2 separate regions of the Homo sapiens genome follow, and region 1 is linked to region 2. The links are chromatin loops, found by intact Hi-C in ENCODE. Cell type or tissue: endothelial cell of umbilical vein. All regions are shown on one strand.

What was found. Peaks named below come from ENCODE experiments on the same cell type or tissue, not always from the same donor. Only the 100,000 strongest peaks of a DNase experiment are listed, where the experiment ranks them.
Region 1: a loop joins it to region 2, with 3 times the contacts of the local background. A loop is called at or near these places in 1 of 110 quality-filtered maps.

The regions. Positions count from the first base shown.
Region 1 is chr13:104,330,257-104,335,256 of GRCh38, reverse strand. No RefSeq gene overlaps it. Among named protein-coding and RNA genes, the nearest start is that of LINC01309, 910 kb to the right of the region's middle. In endothelial cell of umbilical vein, no CTCF peak of the experiment used is centred here; no DNase peak of the experiment used is centred here.
Region 2 is chr13:104,405,972-104,410,971 of GRCh38, reverse strand. No RefSeq gene overlaps it. Among named protein-coding and RNA genes, the nearest start is that of LINC01309, 980 kb to the right of the region's middle. In endothelial cell of umbilical vein, no CTCF peak of the experiment used is centred here; a DNase peak (open chromatin) is centred at 2,011; H3K27ac peaks cover 896 bases.

The DNA.
Region 1 (5,000 bases), 76 kb after region 2:
TTGAGGTCAGTAGTTCAAGACCAGCCTGGCAAATATAGTGAAACACCTTCTCTACTAAAAATTCAAAAGTTGTCCAGGTGTGGTGAATGCCTGTAATCCCAGCTACTCCGGAGGCTGAGGCAGGAGAATCACTTGAACCCAGGAGGTGGAGGCTGCAGTGAGCTATGATTGTGCCACTGCACTCTAGCCTGGGTGAGAGAGCAAGAGCAAGAAAGCAAGAAAGCAAGCAAGCAAGCAAGCAAGAAAGAAAGAAAGAGAGAGGGAGGGAGGGAGGGGAGAAAGAGAAAGAAAAAAGAAGAAAGAAAATCACCACTCTCCACATTTAGTAGCCAAGTGTAGATTATTACATATTTCCAGTTGTGAGTTCAGTTCTTCATCCTCCCCAGAGTTCCAAATAATACTTACATTTTTTCCCTTCCTCTCCAAGGCTGTGTCACACTTTGTAGCTCTGAAGGTATCCAAAGCAAACATGATATCAACTCTATCTATCTCAAGACATTTGATGCTACTGCTGTGCAGGTTTGAGGGAGAGAAGGCAATAGCACAGAGGCCATTAACTTTCTTTTGCAAAATCACCTTTCTCATTAGATGTGAAAAATGTGTTTTAGAACAGCAGTTTATGGCAGTTGACTAGATAAAACTTCAGAAAGATAGTACACACAACGAAAGGTGAGACAAATTGCAGTGATAAGGTATGTCAGCAGAGGGCTGATGCTGCAAGAATATAGTGTCTTTGTGTCTGTAGCCATTTATTAAGCAAGGTTATGTCAGTGTGGTTGGCATAGAGAAATGAAGACTCCAATATACCCAGGAGCAGCTCAACATAATTATCAGTACCTCTGGATTTCTGTATCCTTTCCTCAGACTACCTATTGGCACTGATATGTTCATTTAAAAAATAATATGCCAGAAAAATTACTTTAAAAATAATTATTTTTAGTAGTTTAATAAACAATTTATGAATTAAAAATAATCTCTCCACATTACAAAAATGAGGATTTTCTTTCAGAAAGAAATTAGTCCATTTTCACACTGCTGTAAAGAACTACCTGAGACTGGGTAATTTATAAAGAAAGAGGTTTAACTGACTCACAGTTCCACATGGTTGGGGAGGCTTCAGGAAGATTACAGTCATGGGGGAAGGTAAAGTGGAAGCAAGCAACTTCATCACAAGGCGGCAGGAGAGAGTGAGTGAGGGGGGAAGTGCCACGTGTTTAAACCATCATATCCCATGAGAACTCACTCACTATCACAAGAATGACATGGGGGAAATCCACCCACATGATCCAACCACCTACCACCAGGTCACTCCCTTGACCCATGGGGATTTACAATTCCACATGAGATTTGGGTAGGGACACAGAGCCAAACCATATCAAATATGTAATTATTAATTTTGCATAAGTATGAAAATTCAAAGGTGTTCCATTAGCTTAGGGAACATAGTTATGTTTCCTGAAGAAAATTAAAAAATAATGACACAAAGATTTTTAAAATTCTGTTTTCAATTTTAAGCTCTATCAATCTGTTTCAATATACACCATTATTATGGAATAGCATCAGTGTTCAATTCCTCACTTACTTACCAGTGAAGCACAGATAGGTTCATATTAAGGAAAACAGCTGTATTGCCCACTAAAAATATTAGGAAAAAGGCAGATTTTTATCTAAGAAGGTTTTCCAATGCTTTTATCTTATACCTGGAAAATGGTCACAGCTTCTGTTCATAAACTTTCTCTTGGAAAGGATATTGCTACCACACTACACACGGATAACAGGGATCTGAGGTAAACAGTTTCATTTTGCAATATTAAGTCTCTTAAATGTGAATGTGGAAAAATCAGAAAATAACTTCCACATAATCCCCAACCCTACCCACCTTCCAGTTGTATACTCACATACTCTGACCTCATTTCCGTCTCCATGGATGACTATCTCTACTGCTTTCTAAGGCTAACCATTTGTTTTTTCAGTGGCTCCCATGCTTTCTCACCTACACAAGAATGTTGCTTCTGCAAATAAACTTTCTTATGTATCTACTGTATCATCCCATGAGCCCACAGATATGTTATACCTTCTTCCACTATGAAAACCAACAAGTTTTTAAAAATACCCTGACTCCACGTCTCTTGAAATTAAGGCAGAAATAAATAAGTTATTTGAAACCAATGAGAACAAAGACACAATGTACAAGAATCTCTGGGACACAGCTAAAGCAGTGTTTACAGGGAAATTTATAGCACTAAATGCCCACAGGAGAAAGCAGGAAAGATCTAAAATCGACACCCTGATATCACAATTGAGAGAACTAGAGAAGCAAGAGCAAACAAATTCAAAAGCTGGCAGAAGACAAGAAATAAATAAGATCAGAGCAGAACTGAAGGAGATGGAGACACAAAAAACCCTTCAAAAAAATCAATGAATCCAGGAGCTGGTTTTTTGAAAAGATTAACAAAATAGATAGACCGCTAGCCAGACTAATAAAAAAGAAAAGAGAGAAGAATCAAACAGACACAAAAACATTATAAAGAGAAGATCACTGATCCCACAGAAATACAAACTACCATCGAGAAAAATATAAACCCCTCTATGCAAATAGCCTAGAAAACCTAGAAGAAATGGATAAATTCCTGGACACGTACACCCTCTAAAGACTAAACCAGGAAGAAGTAGAATCCTTGAATAGACCAATAACAAGTTCTGAAATTAAGGCAGTAATTAATAGCATACCAACCAAAAAAAGCCCAGGACCAGATGGGTTCACAGCTGAATTCTACCACAGGTACAAAGAGGAGCTGGTACTATTCCTTCTGAAATTATTCCAAACAATAGAAAAAGAGGGACTTCTCCCTAACTCATTTTATGATGCTGGCATCATCCTGATACCAAAACCTGGCAGAGACACAACGAAAAAAGAAAATTTCAGGCCAATATCCCTGATGAACATTGATGTGAAAATCCTCAATAAAATACTGACAAACCGAATCCAGCAGCACCTCAAAAAGCTTGTCCACCACAATCAACTTGGCTTCATCTCTAGGATGCAAGGCTGGTTCAACATATGCAAATCAATAAATGTAATCTATCACATAAACAGAACCAGTGGAAAAAAACACGTAATTATCTCAATAGATGCAGAAAAGGCTTTCAATAAAATTCAACACCTCTTCATGCTAAAAACTCTCAATAAACTAGGCATTGATGGAACGTATCTCAAAATAATAAGAACTTTTTATGACAAACCCACAGGAATATCATACTGAATGGACAAAAGCTGGAAGCATTCCCTTTGAAAACCAGCACAAGACAAGGATGCCCTCTCTCACCACTTCTATTCAAAATAGTATTGGAAGTTCTGGCCAAGGCAATTAGGCAAGAGAAAGAAATAAAGGATATTCAAACAGGAAGAGAGGAAGTCAAATTGTCTCTGTTTGCAGATGACATGAGTGCGTATTTAGAAAACCCTATCGTCTCAGCCCAAAATATCCTTAAGCTGATAAGGAACTTCAGCAAAGTATCAGCATACAAAATCAATGTGCAAAAGTCGCAAGCATTCCTATACACCAATAATAGACAAACAGAGAGTCAAATCATAAGTGAACTCCCATTCACAATTGCTACAAACAGAATAAAATACCTAGGAATACAACTTACAAAGGATGTGAAGGACCTCTTCAAGGAGAACTACAAGCCACTGCTCAAGGAAATAAGAGAGGACACAAACAAATAAAAAAAAAATTCCATGCTCATTGATAGGAAGAATCAACATCGTGAAAATGACCATACTGCCCAAAGTAATTTATAGATTCAACGCTATGCCCATCAAGCTACCACTGACTTTCTTAGAATAATTTAAAAAACTATTTTAAATTTCATATGGAACCAAAAAAGAGCCTGTATAGCCAAGACAATCCTAAGGAAAAAGAACAAAGCTGGAGGCATCACACTACCTGAATTCAAACTATACTACAAGGCTACAGTAACCAAAACAGCATGGTACTGGTACAAAAACAGATATAGACCAATAGAGCAGAACAGAGGCCTCAGAAATAATGTTTCTACAACCATCTGATATTTGAAAAACCTGACAAAAACAAGCAATGGGGAAAGGAGTCCCTATTTAATAAACGGTGTTGGGAAAATTGCTAGCCATAAGCAGAAAACTGAAACTGGACCCTTTCCTTATACCTTATACAAAAATTAACTCAAGGTGGATTAAAGACTTAAATGTAAGACCTAAAACTGTAAAAACCCTAGAAGAAAACCTAGGCAATACCATTCAGGACATAGGCACTGGCAAAGACTTCATGACTAAAACACCAAAAGCAATGTCAGGAAAAGCCAAAATTGACAAATGGGATCTAATTAAACTAAAGAACTTCTGCACTGCAAAAGAAACTATCATCAGAGTGAACAGGCAACCTACAGAATGGGAGAAAATGTTTGCAATCTATCCATCTGACATAGGGCTAATATCCAGAATCTACAAGGCACTTAAACAAATTTACAAGAAAAAAACAAACATCCCCATCAAAAAGTGGGTGAAGGATATGAACAGAGACTTCTCAAAAGAAGACATTTATGTGACCAACAAACATATGAAAAAAAGCTCATCATCACTGGTCATTAGAGAAATGCAAATCAAAACCACAATGAGATACCATCTCAAGCCAGTTAGAATGGCGATCAGCAACAAGTCAGGAAACAACAGATGCTGGAGAGGATGTGGAGAAATAGGAACACTTTTACACTGTTGGTGGGAGTGTAAATTAGTTCAACTGTTGGGGAAGACAGAGTGGCGATTCCTCAAGGATCTAGAACCAGAACTACCGTTTGACCCAGGAATCCCATTACTGGGTATATACCTAAAGGATTATAAATCATTCTACTATAAAAGCACATGCACACGTATGTTTATTGCAGCACTGTTCACCATAGCAAAGGCTTGGAACCAACCCAAATGCCCATCAGTGATAGATTGGATAAAGACAATGTCCACA
Region 2 (5,000 bases):
CATCAGGAGAGAGTATACTTCTTTGCCCTTTAACTCTGTCCTTGTCAACATGACTTGCTTTGGCCAAAGATGAGTTAGTAGATGTGACAGTAGTGAAGAATTAAAATTTGTTTAAAAGATTATTCTAAAAAACTTGCCTTTTGTGATCCACAATTAGAAGAGGTTTCTTCTAATCACTATCGCCACTGCCCTCCTACCCTGGTCACCATAATAAATTTATGGAGAGACCTCAGCCCGACCACAGCCAGAATCCAAGCCCAGCTGGTCTGCAGGCTGCAACAGAGCCACCCAGCAGAACCCCATCTGGATTAGGTCATCCAGATTTAACCAGAAGACACATGTGCACGAGGAACAATTCTTCTCCAGTAGGCATGCAGTAGGCCTCAGAGACTGGACATTAAATGGTCAATTGTCCCCAACTGTCATGCTTTTAAACAATTATTGCATTTAAAAATTATTTAGTTTGAATTTATGAATCATCTTTGTACCATACCTTCTGGAATTTGTATGTTGTTGAAAAAGACCTACCCACTGACAAAGTAAATTAAAATTAAATATGCTACATTGATTTTATTGCACTTTAGTTATGTTTTTCTTTCATTATTCAATAATTCTGGAATTTCTTTTAATAGAGTTGTAAAATAGAAATTAAAATGTATTTTTTAATTCAAATGTTGCCATGCTATTTAATAAGAGATCTTTTCTCTATGACTTGAAATGTCTCTCTTACATATACTAATTACATAATGTATTACAGAATTATTGGTTAGTTCTCAAACTTTTTTTTCCTTTTACCTCTTTCTCCTTCTCTTTCCTGTCTCTTCACAAACACACACACACACACACACACACAGACAAACACACACACTTATGTGTCACTAACACTCTTTAATGATAATATTTGGTAAATTTTTTCTTATCTTTCATTATTAGAAGTATTATTTGTTTTTCAGAAGGACTTCATAATCCCACTGATGTTTTAAACAGATTTTAATTGACATTTTTATTGGAATTACATAAAATATATAGATTGATTTAGGGAAAAGAGATGTTTTAAAATATGAGATTTCATTTTCTAGAACATAATATATTTGATTTATTGCAAGACTGTGTCCTTCTGGAGTGTTTTAAAAATTCTCGACCAGTGTTTATTCTTTAATTATATTGATTATATATTCTATTTCACTGTTTATCTACATACAAGATATATAACTTTGTAGCTGGCCAATTAAATGAGGTATATTTTAATCTAAATTAATTTGTATCTTATTTATCATCTTTCCAGGTAAAAATATAATACCTTAAAATAATAAATTTTTCAAAATACTTCCCTTCTGACTTATTAAAAATATTTTGGGGGGATAATCTTTGATTCACCTATACCTATAAGGAATAATATGAAAGGAAGCTATGTACTCTTTACCCAGTTTCTCCAAATGATAGCATCTTGCAAAACTGTAATACAATATCACAACCAGCATATTAATACAAAGTACAAAATATTTACATCACAATGTCTTTTCTGTTGTTCTTCTGTAGCCACACCCAGTGTCTCCTGCCTCACCTGTGGTCCCACTGAGACCACTAATCTCTACTTCAGTTCTATAATTTATTTCAAGAATATGATATAAATAGAATCACAGAATGTAAAGCCTTTTGGAATTCGCTTCTTCTTTGAACATAAATCTCTGGAGACTCAGCTTTGTTGTCATGTGTATCCATAGTCTGTTGTTTGTATTGCTGAGTAGTGGTCTATGGTGTGAATACAACATGGTTTATTTAATAATTCACTTATTGAAGGACAGCTGAATTGTTTTCAGTTTTTGTTATATGAATAAGACTTACAAACATTTGTGTACAGCTTGTTATGTGAACATATCTTCAATATTCTTGGATAAGTTCTCAGGAGTGCAATTGCCTGGTTGTCTAGTGTTTTAAGAAACTGACATACTGTTTTTCAGAGTGGCTTTATGATTTTACATTCTCACTAGCAATGTATGAATGATTCAGTTCCTCTCCTTCCTTATCAGGGTTTGGTATTGTTTGTTTGTTTGTTTTACTGTTAGCCATTCTGATAGGTATGTGGTGATATCTCCCTGTGGTTTCTACTTTCATTACCCTAAAGGCTAATGATATTGAGCTTCTTTTCATGTGCTCAATTGCCATCTGTATTTTTTCTTCAGGGAAATGTCTCTTTATGACTTTTGCCATATTCTAATCGTACTGTTTGATGTTTTTATTGTTAAATCTTGAGAGCTCTTTATAAATTCTAGATACTAGACATTTGTTAAATAAGTGATTTGCAAATATTTTCTCCCACTCTGTAGCTTCTTTCTTTCAACCTGCTGTCTGGCATAAGAACTCTTTGCCTAGTCCTGTATCCCAAAAATGTTCTATTTTTCAAGTAAAAGTTTTAAGAGTTTAACATTTAATTCCATGATCCATTTTGAGTTAATTTTTATATTGACTTAAGTCAATTTTTTTTTTTTTTGGCCTATGGATGTCCAGTAGTTGAAACACCATGTATTGAAAGGGCTTTCTCCATTAGATGGCTTTTACGCCTTTGTTAAAAATCAGTTGGGAAATAATAGTGTGGGTGTATTTCTGTGTTTGCTATTCTGATTCTTGGTCCATATGTCTGCCCCTCAGCCAAGATCACACTGTCCTGATTACTACAGCCATAAGTAATGTTGGGTAGAGTAATTCCTCCCAATTTGTTCTTTAACAAGATTATTTTAGCTATTCCAGACCCTTCGCCTTGTCATATGCACTTTAGAATAAGAAGCTTGGTGAACAATTCTTAGTTTTTCTACATCTGAAAATATCCTAATTTCCTTTTCATTCTGGAAGATATTTTCACTGGTTATAGGATTCTGGGTGAATGGTTCTTTCCTTTCAACATCTGAAAACTAGGTCTCTCTTCATTCTGGCCTCCACAGTTTCAGCTGAGAGATCCATGGTTATTCTTATTGTGTTTTTCTTATGGGCGAGTTGTCACCTTTCTCTGGCATTCTTCATTATTCTTTTCTCTGTCTTCTGTTTTCAGCAGATTAATAGTGATGTGAGGCCCGGCGCAGTGGCTCACACCTGTAATCCCAGCATTTTGGACCTCCGAGGCAGGTGGATCACCTGAGGTCAGGAGTTCGAGACCAGCCTGGCTAACATGGTGAAACCTCGTCTCTTCTAAAAATACAAAAATTAGCCAGGCATGGTGGTGGACACCTGTAATCCCAGCTACTTGGGAGGCTGAGGCAGGGGAATTGCTTGAACCCAGGAGGCAGAGGTTGCAGTGAGCCAAGATCACACCACTGCACTCCAGCCTGGGCGACGGAACAACACTTCGTCTCCCAAAAAAAAAAAAAAAAAAAAGAAAAGAAAAGAAAGAAAGAAAAGAAAAAAAGAAAAAGATGTGCATTGGCTTTGATTTCTTTCGGTGTATTCTATTTGGGTTTGGTCAGTTTCTGTAATATGTAAATTTAATCTCTTGACAAATATGGAAGCTTTCACTGATTATGTCTGAAACTTTTTGGTCCCACTTTCTTCTCTTCTAGAACTCTGAAAACCATGTGTATTAAATATTTTGTTATTGTACCACTAGTCCCTGCGTCTCTGTTCATTTTTTTTTCCAGTCTATTCTCTCTCTATTCTTCGAAATGGGTAATTTCTACTGCCCCATCTTCTAGGTCACCAATTCTCTTCTCTGTCACCTCCATTACGCTGTTGAGCCAAATCACTGAACTTTTTTTTTTTTTTTCAGGTCTAAAATGTCCATTTGATTCTCTTCATTTTTTTTTTTTTTTTGCTAAAAATTTGTTTCTTTTATGAGGCCTTTTATTCTTTTGTTTCAAGTATGTCTGTACATCCTGAAGAATGCTTAATTGTAGTAATAAGAAGATGGTAATGATTAAGATGAAGAAAAAAGATATTCTTTCTACGATTCCTAATTTAAAGAGAATATTTTCACTAAGATCTTATATGCTTTATAATATTATGATAATGTTGTTATAGGAATTTTTATATTTTCCTTAAATAGATAAGAATTTTACCCATTATAAAAGTAATTATCCATTTTTTAAGACTTTATATAAAGAATCGGTGATAACATTTTAAACTGCATGTCGACTATATAATGAGAAGATCTTTTTAAAGTTTTATTTATTAGTATGGCCAATAAAATATTCTAAGTCCAAAGCATCTTTGCATTACTATTATAAACCCTACTTGCTTATGAGGCATCAAAACCATGTTGAATCTGGATTCTGTTTCCTACTTGAAATTCTTTCCATTGCTGTTCAAAAGAATGATTGGTCTATGATTTTCTTTGTCCTATCTTTTTGAGCTTTTTAAAATGTCAGGATAATCTTAGCTTCAGTTTTAGGAATTAAAGGTCTTTTTTTTCTGTTTCAATTCTCCAGTAGAGGAAAAGTAATGTTTTACATTTTATTAATGCAAATATCTTACTTTTCATGTTAAATGTATTCCTAGATATTTTATTTGATATACTAAGACTATTTATGTCTTAAATAGTTGGTGGAATATGCTTTGAAATTTGCTATGCCTGGTACTTATTTGGATGTAGTTCTTTATAATTTTCTCTATTTATTGTAGAAGTAAGGCTGGTTAGTTTATATTTTCCTAGAAAATTATTGAATTCATTTAGGATTGCAAACTTAGTTTTATAGAACTAAGCAATGGCATTTTAAACAATTATTTTAATAGATTCTATATCATATTTTCCTCATTATCAGTCCTATGTCATTTGTGATTTCTTCTTTTCCAGTTTTGGTATCTTACATAGATGGCCCTGAGTGATGGCTATTTGCTCATATAGTCATAGACACATATTTCTAGGTGTACTTCACCCAAAGGCAATGCTCTTGGCTATGACCACCTCATGTTTTCAAGGTGGCTTGAGATGAGTTATCTTTCACTTTTGAGTCCATGAGCACTCAGGAATCCTTGTTGTGTTAAAGAGGAAACAGTAGATTGTTTCTGCTCAT